Linked DNA regions of Homo sapiens: region 1 is linked to region 2. A link is a loop called in an ENCODE intact Hi-C map of the cell type or tissue named here. Cell type or tissue: A673. All regions are shown on one strand. Links, peaks and the distances in the headings refer to the core of each region. The heading gives the core; the rest is flanking DNA.

Region 1 (4,383 bases), core at 178-4,177, 120 kb after region 2:
TAAATATCCAACAAATGTTCGCAATCGGGGCGATGTTGGTGATGGTAACAGTGAAATCACCCCTGACCAAAACAAAAGTAGGGTGAGGTAGAGGAAGGTGAGTTCTTTGGGCTAGTTGTGTAGCTGTATGACTCACAAGAGGGAGGACAAAGCTTGGAGACAGGAGCTGCCAGCCCCTCTTGTTCCCCACTGCAGTTCCCCAGTTGCTGCAGGTCCCCATAACTCAGTTTCTTCATCTGTGAAATGGGCAAAATGACTCCCTCTCTGTTTGGCTTGTGAGGCTCTAAGCAACTAGCAGGGGAGTCATGAGCCTGGGGGGTAGGCCCCAGAGAAGAATTCTAGGAGGAGAAGCACTGGTGACCACTCAGTCTTTTGTTCCTTCAAGTCCCTGGGAGGTTTTTGCTGAATCATCCCAGGCTATAAGCTCTGAGCCGTGTATTTTCTCTAGGAAACCTGAGCCTTCCTTCCCTTCCCTGGGAAATGCCTATGGCACTTCTTTGTAGGAGTCCTCAGGTGCTACAGGGTGAGATCCTTAAGGGCCAAGGCTGTGATATCTTCATTTCTGGTGTCCGGGTCAGCACCCAGCAGGTGCTCAGCAATGACTTACTGAGTGAATGAATGAATGAAGCTCAACTGATTTACTAGCGAACATGTCAGTTTGGGGCCTGTGGTCCAGCCAGAGGCCTGCATACAGTAGGTGCTCAGTTAGTATTGATTATGATGAGTCAGTCGTTGGTGAAAGGTTTGAAAGGACTTGGCTCCTGCCTCAGATTTGCTACAGGCAAAGGACAGGCCTCTCTCTCTTCCTGCCATTGCTATTTATCATGCATTGCACATTTATTGACTACCTACAGTATGCCTGGCACCATGATGGGCATTGGGAATAAAATGGCAATAAAGACACAGTCCTGGCCCGGTGGGGTGGTTCATGCCTGTAATCCCAGCCCTTTGGGAGGCCAAGGTGGGTGGATTACTTGAGGTCAGGAGTTCAAGACCAGCCTGGTCAACATGGTAAATCCCAGTCTCTACTAAAAATACAAAAATTAGCTTGGTGTGGTGGTGTGTGCCTGCAACCCCAGCTATTTGGGTGGCTAAGGCAGGAGAATTACTTGAACCCGGGAGATAGAGGTTACAGTGAGTCGAGATCACACCACTGCACTCCAGCCTAGGGTAAGACTCTGTCTCAAAAAAAAAGACACGATCCTTTTTGGGACTTAGATAAAGTAAGTGGCTACCTACATAATGTGATCTTTGGTGGGGGGCTGTGGTACAAAGAGGGCTCCCCGAGTCACCCAAAGATATTCAGTTCACTGATACCTGAAATTTCCATCATTCAAGTTTCATTCTTTTTCTTAAGGCTCTGCTCTTGGTTAAAGAGCAGATGCTTTGGAGCGAGTTAATGCATCCAGCCTTATTAGTCATTCACACTTTAATGAGAAGCTATAAGAGCCTTTCCTAAAAGTGAAGCAGGCTTGGTTTCTTGGAGCAGGGGGAGGGGGCTGCATTACTAGGCTTGTAGGCAAAAGAGGGGCAAAGAACAGAGAAAGGTGGATGTTGCTGGATTTACATTCTGTTGGGGGGTAAAAAGCTCTTGATGCCCGGAGTCATCTGATTTCCTTTCTGCTACTGAATCCCACAGGAGTGTGACCTGGATTTAGCATGTCGCTCCCATTCCCTGCTAACCTCAGACAATTCCAAGGAGTCACTTTTTGCTAGGCAGGACCCCAGGACTCAGTTTCTCAGGTAGATTTGTGGCAAGGCCTTAATAATCAGCTGTCCAGCCAGGCTAGGTCTTTGGGATTTGCAGGCGGTGGCTTTGAGAGTGAATGAAAAAAAAAATTTTTTTTTTTTTGATAGGATCTTGCTCTGTCACCCAGGCTGGAGTGCAGTGGCGTGATGATCATAGCTCACTGCAGCCTTGAACTCCTGGGCTCAAGCGATCCTCTTGTCTCAGCCTGCCAAGTAGCTGGAAGTACAGACACGACCATGCTGGGCTAATTGTTTAATTTTTTGTGAAATGGAGATCTCTCTATGTTGCTCAGGCTGGTCTCAAACTCCTGGGCTCAAGCTATCCTCCTGCCTCGGCCTACCGAAGTGCTGGGATTCCAGCCGTGAGCCACTGCACCCAGCCAAAAGTGATTCTTCTTAGCCCAACTCTGCTCCCCATTTGGGCCAGGAAAAGAGGGAAGGCAGCAGTGCTGAGGGCCCAGGCTGCTGTATGCAATGTCACTGTGGTTTCCTCGAAGTAATTGTCTTGCTGTCATTGGTTTTAATGATATAACACACGCTTAAATCTCTTTGTAATGGAGCTCTGTCAGACTCTGGTTTAGTAATCCATCCAGTGAGCAAGATAACATGCCTCAGGAAGCTGGGTTTTTTACCACCCCCTGCAATTAATCAACAAGAGGAAACTCATCTGACAGCATCATAATGATGTTTGGTTCATGAAGGATTTATTTAGAGAGCGAGGGGGGGAAATATCTTCTCATCTCTCAATATAATCTGAGTGAGTTCATTCAGCTGCATTTTTCTTTCTTTTTCCTCTCTTTCTTTTCCTTTTCTTCCTTTTTAATGCACCTACACAATGACGAGTGGTGACTTGTGAATGGAAGCAGCTTTCAGCAGAGAACATATTATGTAAGCAGGTTTTGGTGCCAGCCATTGATGGCGGGGCGGCATTCTGGGGCTGCAGAGAAGAGAGATGGTTTCTCGAAGTTCGTTGGGAGGCTTTTCATGCAAGGTGCTGCCAAATGGCATCTGTGTGGTCCGCTCCATTGCACATCTTCCTCCCTGCCCCCTTTCCCCTTTCCGTCTCTGCCTTCCTGTGTTTTTCCTCTGTCACTGTGGTGCTAAGCCCCTAAGTCTCTGTCTTTATCTCTCCCCCTCTCTCTCCTTTTTCCCTGCCCCTGTCTCCTTACTTTTCCCACCCCTTAAATAATTCCCTGCTTTCTCCTTGCAGTCTCTCTTTTCTCCCCATCTTTCCCTCTCTCCCTTTCTCTCTCCTCTGCCCCTGGCCTCTCTTCCTTTCCTTTTCTCTCTCTCTCTCCGTCTTCCTCCTCTCCTAACTCCTCTGCCTTCCTCATCTCATCTTTAAGACACACAGAAATTACTTGTAAAGGGAATGCATTTGTGAATTCATGAGACTCCAGGTGATGAGGGCTCCAAGTAGGGTCACCAACCATTCAGCTTTGCTTGGAGCTGAAGGGGGTCCTGGGATATAGGACTTTGTGTTAAAACTGAGAGGCAGACCAGGGATGATGGCTCGCACTTGTAAATCCCTGCACTTTGGGAAGCCAGGGCAGGAAGATCGCTTGGAGCCAGGAGTTTGAGACCAGCCTGGGCAACATGTGAGACTCCTGTCTCTATAAAAAAGTTAAACAATTAGCTGGGCATGGTGGCACACACCTGTAGTCCCAGCTACTTGGGAGGCTGAGGCAGGAGGATCACTTGAGCCCAGGAGGCTGAGGCTACTGTGAGCTGTGGTTGTGCCACTGTACTACAGCCTCGGTGACAGGGTGAGACCCTGTGTCTAAAACAAAACAAAACAACAACAAAAAAGAATGGAAAGAGTACTGGGCAAACTGTGATGAGTTGGTCATCTTACCTCCAAGCCAAATGCTTGGAATTTTGTAGAATTTTCAAAAAGCCAAAGATTCAGCTTTCTGGGTGAGTTGCCTGCCTTTCTGCTCTGGTGGCACACAGTGGTTCTGAAGCCCTCCCAGGCTTGGCATTCTCTGCATGGCTCCGGCATGGACTATCTAGACACACAAAGGCCTTTCCCTCAGAGCTCAGAGGTCAGTCATGGGCAGGAGACTTACTCCCTTCACCTTCCCTAACCCCTGTCCCTGACAAGACTGATCACCCAGCTAGTTATTCGCTCATTGGTCACCCGGGGGATATAGGGTAGAGATTGCAGATGGTTCAATGCCCAAGCTTCTCAAACTTGAGCCTGCATCAGAACCCCTTGCAGGAGTTGTTAAAACACGGAGTTTGTGATTCAGTGGGACTAGGATGGAGCCTAAGAATTTGCACATCAAACGAGTTCCCAGGCAGTGTTGATGCTGCTGGCCCAGGGACCACACTGTGAGAACCCCTGCTCTAGACTCATTCCCCCATTCCCTCCTTTCCAGACAAGTCTTGTACACTGTTCTAGGCACTGCAGACTCAGCAGTGAGGGAGCCGGAGTTCCCTGCCCCCTGAAGCCGACAGCCCAGTGGGTGGCAAAACCAATAAACAAGTAAACACATAAACAAGAAAACTCCAGACCGCGTGAAGTGCCATGAAGGAAGGAGATAGGAAGACTCGATGGAGAATGACAAGTGATGGGTTGGGGGAGGGAGGGGCGAGACTAACTTATAAAAACAGCAGCCAGTGGAGGCTGAG
Region 2 (4,383 bases), core at 82-4,081:
GGCAATAGAAAGTTATAAGCAGGGGTTTATTTGGGGGAAAAAAATCCACATTCTCTCTCAGGGGCTTTACTCCCTTGGTTTATTTTAAACATCACAAGAGAAAGTCAGGACTGGCTTTTCAGTTTGTCACAGTAGCTGTAGACTAAAGGATTCTGACGATAAGGTCCCTGGGGCAGCTTCCAAACCTGTAAAACAGTAGCAATCTCTCCCCGCTCCAAACAGGCAGCCTTTGCAGAAGCATTTTAACCAAATCCCTCTTTCTTTCATCTCTGTCAAAGCTAAAACCAGGCAGGTTTCATGTGTCTAAAGTTTTATTATTTGATACAAGAACTTGCTGCTTCCCTGCTAAAGGAAAGAGTTTTTTTTGTTGTTGTTGTTTTGTATTTCTCTGATGACTTATCCCTAGCATTTTCTCAGGAGGCATCATGGTTTTTCTGATACTGAGAACACTCTTTCACATCTCTTGGAGGTTCACAAAGGACCAAAAATGCTAGAACAAGTGCTAGAGGCTGACTTGCCACTCTCGGAAGGTATTTGCGGTGACTGTAGACTTTACTCAGGTCCAGGAATCCAACATTAATGGAACCATTAACTGGGTACCAGCAACGGTGCTCTATTTGGCCAGACAACCATATAAATATAGAGATGATTCTCCTCATCTTGCAGGTGAGAAAACTGAGACATAAGAGGCTTAAATGACCTGCTCAAGGTCCTCCTTCTCGTAGAAGGCAAAGCCTGGGTTTAACACAAGTTGGTTTGATTCAAAAGCGCATTCTTTTATTTTTGCTTTGCTTTATTACTCCAAAGAGGGCAAAAGTTTGTTTGGGAAGGTTTTTTGAGGGATCCTTGACCCCTGGGAGGCCTTGCTTTATGACTCTGGTTGTATCTGAAGGGCTGAAATTTTGGTGCAGGTATATGTTGCTGTCTGTGCAAAATTGCATTCTTAAAAATTGGATATTTTCAGGGTCATATGAGCCAGTTCTGGTGGTTCTATCAGTGAGGGTCCTATCAGGAAAATAGAAATGACACTGAGTTTTTAAGACAGAGAGATGTAAATGCAGGAACTGTTTAAATAGGGGGTGATGATGAAATCAGAGATCCAGCCATGGCAGAAAGCTGTCACTCCCTGAGGCTTGTGGGACAGAGAAAGGAAGGTAGAGTTCAGGAGCTGAGATCTCCTGGTGGAAGCTGGAGCCTGGGCAGTCCTGCCTGGCAGGAGCTGGAGCCACAGAGGAGATGCAACTCCTGTGAGGAAATCTGTCTGCGGCCCAGACTGGGGAGAAATATCCTGGCTTCTCCCTTCCTTGTGCCCTCTGATCTCTACGTGGGCCTCCCGTTGGCAGAATGGACCTGAAGCCAGTTAGCAAAGGAGCCCAGGCAACACCGAGAGGAGGGAGGCAGGATGTCCTCTGAGGGTAGACAGGGGTCCCAGGCTGGGACAGATGTTAACAGGATGCATACCATGCATCAGATTTACTTTCCCACTGTCTTGCCTTACAATGTCACCCAGGCTGTGTGCTCATTTCTGAGGTTCCCTACCAGCCACCAACACTTGGGTGCAAGGGCTCTTGGCCGAATCTGCTCATCAAAGCTGCCTTGGGCTTTCTCACCAAGTCTCTTCTCTGCTTTTCTCCCCAGCAGGGTTAAACTCACAAAGAAAACTGCAATCTTGGTGTGACTTTACTTGATTTCAAAATTGGATTCTGGCCCCAGATAATAACTTTAGATGCCAATAAGAGAGCGACTAGGCCTTCCTTTAAAATGCCACTTCATTCCCTTTTGTCGGCTCCCAGGAGCTCTCTGGAGGAAACCTGAAGAGGTGGGAGGAAATTGTGCAGGGAAAGGGCCCTTTTGCTGAGAGTAGTAAATTATTCAGGTACTCTAATGGCTTGGAGAATGCCAGGCCCGTCTCCCTCTTAGAGCACACCGTAGGCAGTGCTAATGACAGCTGGAAAAATGCCTTGCTCTGTGCATATGCAGAGAGACATCCTGGCATTCCTGTGAGCTCTTCTTGGAGGCTGGGCTGGACAGAAAGAGAAGCAGCTGGAGATTAAATGACAATATTAGGGAGGAAGGTTGAGGAAGAATGAGGGGCAAGGTAGCTTTTCTGCCTTGCTAACGATAAACACACTCTGGCTAGCCTGTATTTTTTGGATTTCTCCTGTGTGAGGTTCTCCGGTTCAGGAATTACCGCTGGCTGCAGAGTGATGTTTTCTGTGTTGATTTTTGATAGAGCTTCTTTATGGATCTGTAAAAAGATAGTTCCTCTCTGGTGAAGAGCCCAAGAAGTTGAGCAACTGGAAAAAAAATTACACCCAGCAAAGGAACCCCATGGTTTTTGGAGGCTGACACATCAAAGCCCTCTTGTGGAACAGGCCTTGCTTACAAGTGCGGCAAACAGGACCCAGCTCTCATCAAGGGTAATGGTGAAAACAAAAATAAAACAAGTACCATGGGACCCAGTGTCAAGAGCTTGAGCTTTCGCAGCACATAGGTGTGGAGCCTGTCATTTTCCCTCCCTCCTTCCCTTCCTCCCTCCCTCCCTCCCTCCTTCCCTTCCTCCCTCCCTCCCTCCCTCCCTCCCTCCCTCCTTCCCTCCTTCCTTCCTTCCTTCCTTCCTTCCTTCCTTCCTTCCTTCCTTCCTTCCTTCCTTCCTTCCTTCCTTCCCTCTTTCTCTTTTTTAGAGTTAGGGTCTTGCTCTGTCTCCTGGCATCAAATGATCCACCCGCCTCAGCCTCCTAAAGTGCTGGGATTACAGTTGTGAGCCACCCCACCCTGCGAGCCTGTAATGTTCTACCTGGATGACCTCGAATAGGTTGTTTGACAACCTAAGCCTCAGTTTCCTCTTCTGTAAAATGGAAACAAAATGAATCCCCACCTCACAGAATCCTGGCTTAAAAAGTATATGATGCTTGCAAGGCACACAGCCCAGAGCTTGGCACACGGCAAAGCAGCTAGCCTCGGCAGCCATTATCCTTGTGATTAATTCAGCAAACTCTAGAATGAGTTTTTCTCTCCAGGTGACAAAGTCTGTACTTGAGTTTTTCTTAATCCAGAACCTAGAACCAGAGATTAGAAATACAAGGGCAGGCCAGGCGTGGTGGTGCATGCCTGTAATCCCAGCACTTTGGGAGGCCAAGGTGGGTGGATCACTTGAGGCCAGGAGTTCGAGACTAGCCTGGCCAACATGGTGAAACCCTGTCTCTACTATTAGTAAAAATACAAACATTAGCCAGGCATGGTGGTGCATGCCTGTAGTCCCAGCTACTCAGGAGGCTGAGGCAGGAGAATCACTTGAACCTGGAAGGCGGAGGTTGCAGTGAGCTGAGATTGCACCACTGCACTCCAGCCTGGGCAACAGAGCAAGACCCTGTCGAAAGAAAGCAGCCTGGGCAACAGAGCAAGACCCTGTCGAAAGAAAGAAAGAAAGAAAGAAAGAAAGAAAGAAAGAAAGAAAGAAAGAAAGAAAGAAAGAAAGAAAGAAAGAGAGAGAGAGAGAAAGAAAGAAAGAAGGAAGGAAGGAAGGAAGGAAGGAAAGGAAGGAAGGAAGGGAAAGAAAGAAAGAAGAAACAAACAAACACAAGGGCAGTTATGAGGACAAGAGGAAAGGATATCTGAAACTTGATCGGCCTTGAATATCTAGGGTCTTTGTTCAGTCTGTGTTTAAAAGCAGAGGTAACGAAACAAATGCAGTCATATTGACAACACCAAGAAAATCAATGCCACGGAGGGTTTTCTATCAGGAAAAACATTTATTTATTCCTGCTTGGACTCATCTCCTGTTAAAATCTATAATGGTCTGGAAGTAGCCAGTTGTTTTCACCTGTTTTGCAGAACAGGCTGGAAGTAGGGAAGAAACCTGACGCAGGATTTAACAGCCTTTCAACAAATAATATTGGGTGCTGACTCCATGTCAGGTGTGGCGCTCAGAGGAGATGGGGACGGGACACAGCATCGTCATAGCATTGTCATATGTCTTCCTATATAACTCACAGTCTACTGGGGAAGCAGACCAGAAAACTAAGAATTGCAATTCTGCGTGACAGATTAGATAGAGCCCTGGAGCCTGTGAGAAGGGGTCTGTGTTCCGGGTGCTCTAATATTTTTCTTCTGTTTTTCTTTGTCCTTTCTGTCTCTATCCTTGGGCTACAAGCCACTCCACTTCCATTTTTCTCTTTTTGCAAACATCAGAATGCCAACTTCATTTCCATGGACCAACCTGCCCCCCACTGCAGGCTGGAACACACTCGCCCTGTGTGTCTGTTCTCTCCTGGAAGACAGAGTTTGTGGGAAGCCATGTGAAGGTGAGAGGATCTCTGGAGTTCCTTTACTTACCACACTTTTTTTTTTTTGAGACGGAGTCTCATTCTGTTGCCCAGGCTG

What was found. A loop is a pair of places that touch in the nucleus more often than their neighbours do. Peaks named below come from ENCODE experiments on the same cell type or tissue, not always from the same donor. Only the 100,000 strongest peaks of a DNase experiment are listed, where the experiment ranks them.
Region 1: it touches region 2 in a loop (13-fold over the local background); 1 of 110 quality-filtered maps calls a loop at or near these places.

Annotation. Positions count from the first base shown.
Region 1 is chr12:112,795,858-112,800,240 of GRCh38, forward strand. All of the region lies in intron 2 of RPH3A (rabphilin 3A), which reads left to right. Among named protein-coding and RNA genes, the nearest start is that of RPH3A, 6.3 kb to the left of the region's middle. In A673, for the core only: no CTCF peak of the experiment used is centred there; a DNase peak (open chromatin) is centred at 2,364; H3K4me3 peaks cover 854 bases; H3K27ac peaks cover 4,000 bases.
Region 2 is chr12:112,674,820-112,679,202 of GRCh38, forward strand. It overlaps a transcript of RPH3A not described here. Among named protein-coding and RNA genes, the nearest start is that of MIR1302-1, 18 kb to the right of the region's middle. In A673, for the core only: a CTCF peak has its summit at 2,334; DNase peaks (open chromatin) are centred at 1,962, 2,392 and 2,752; H3K27ac peaks cover 3,097 bases.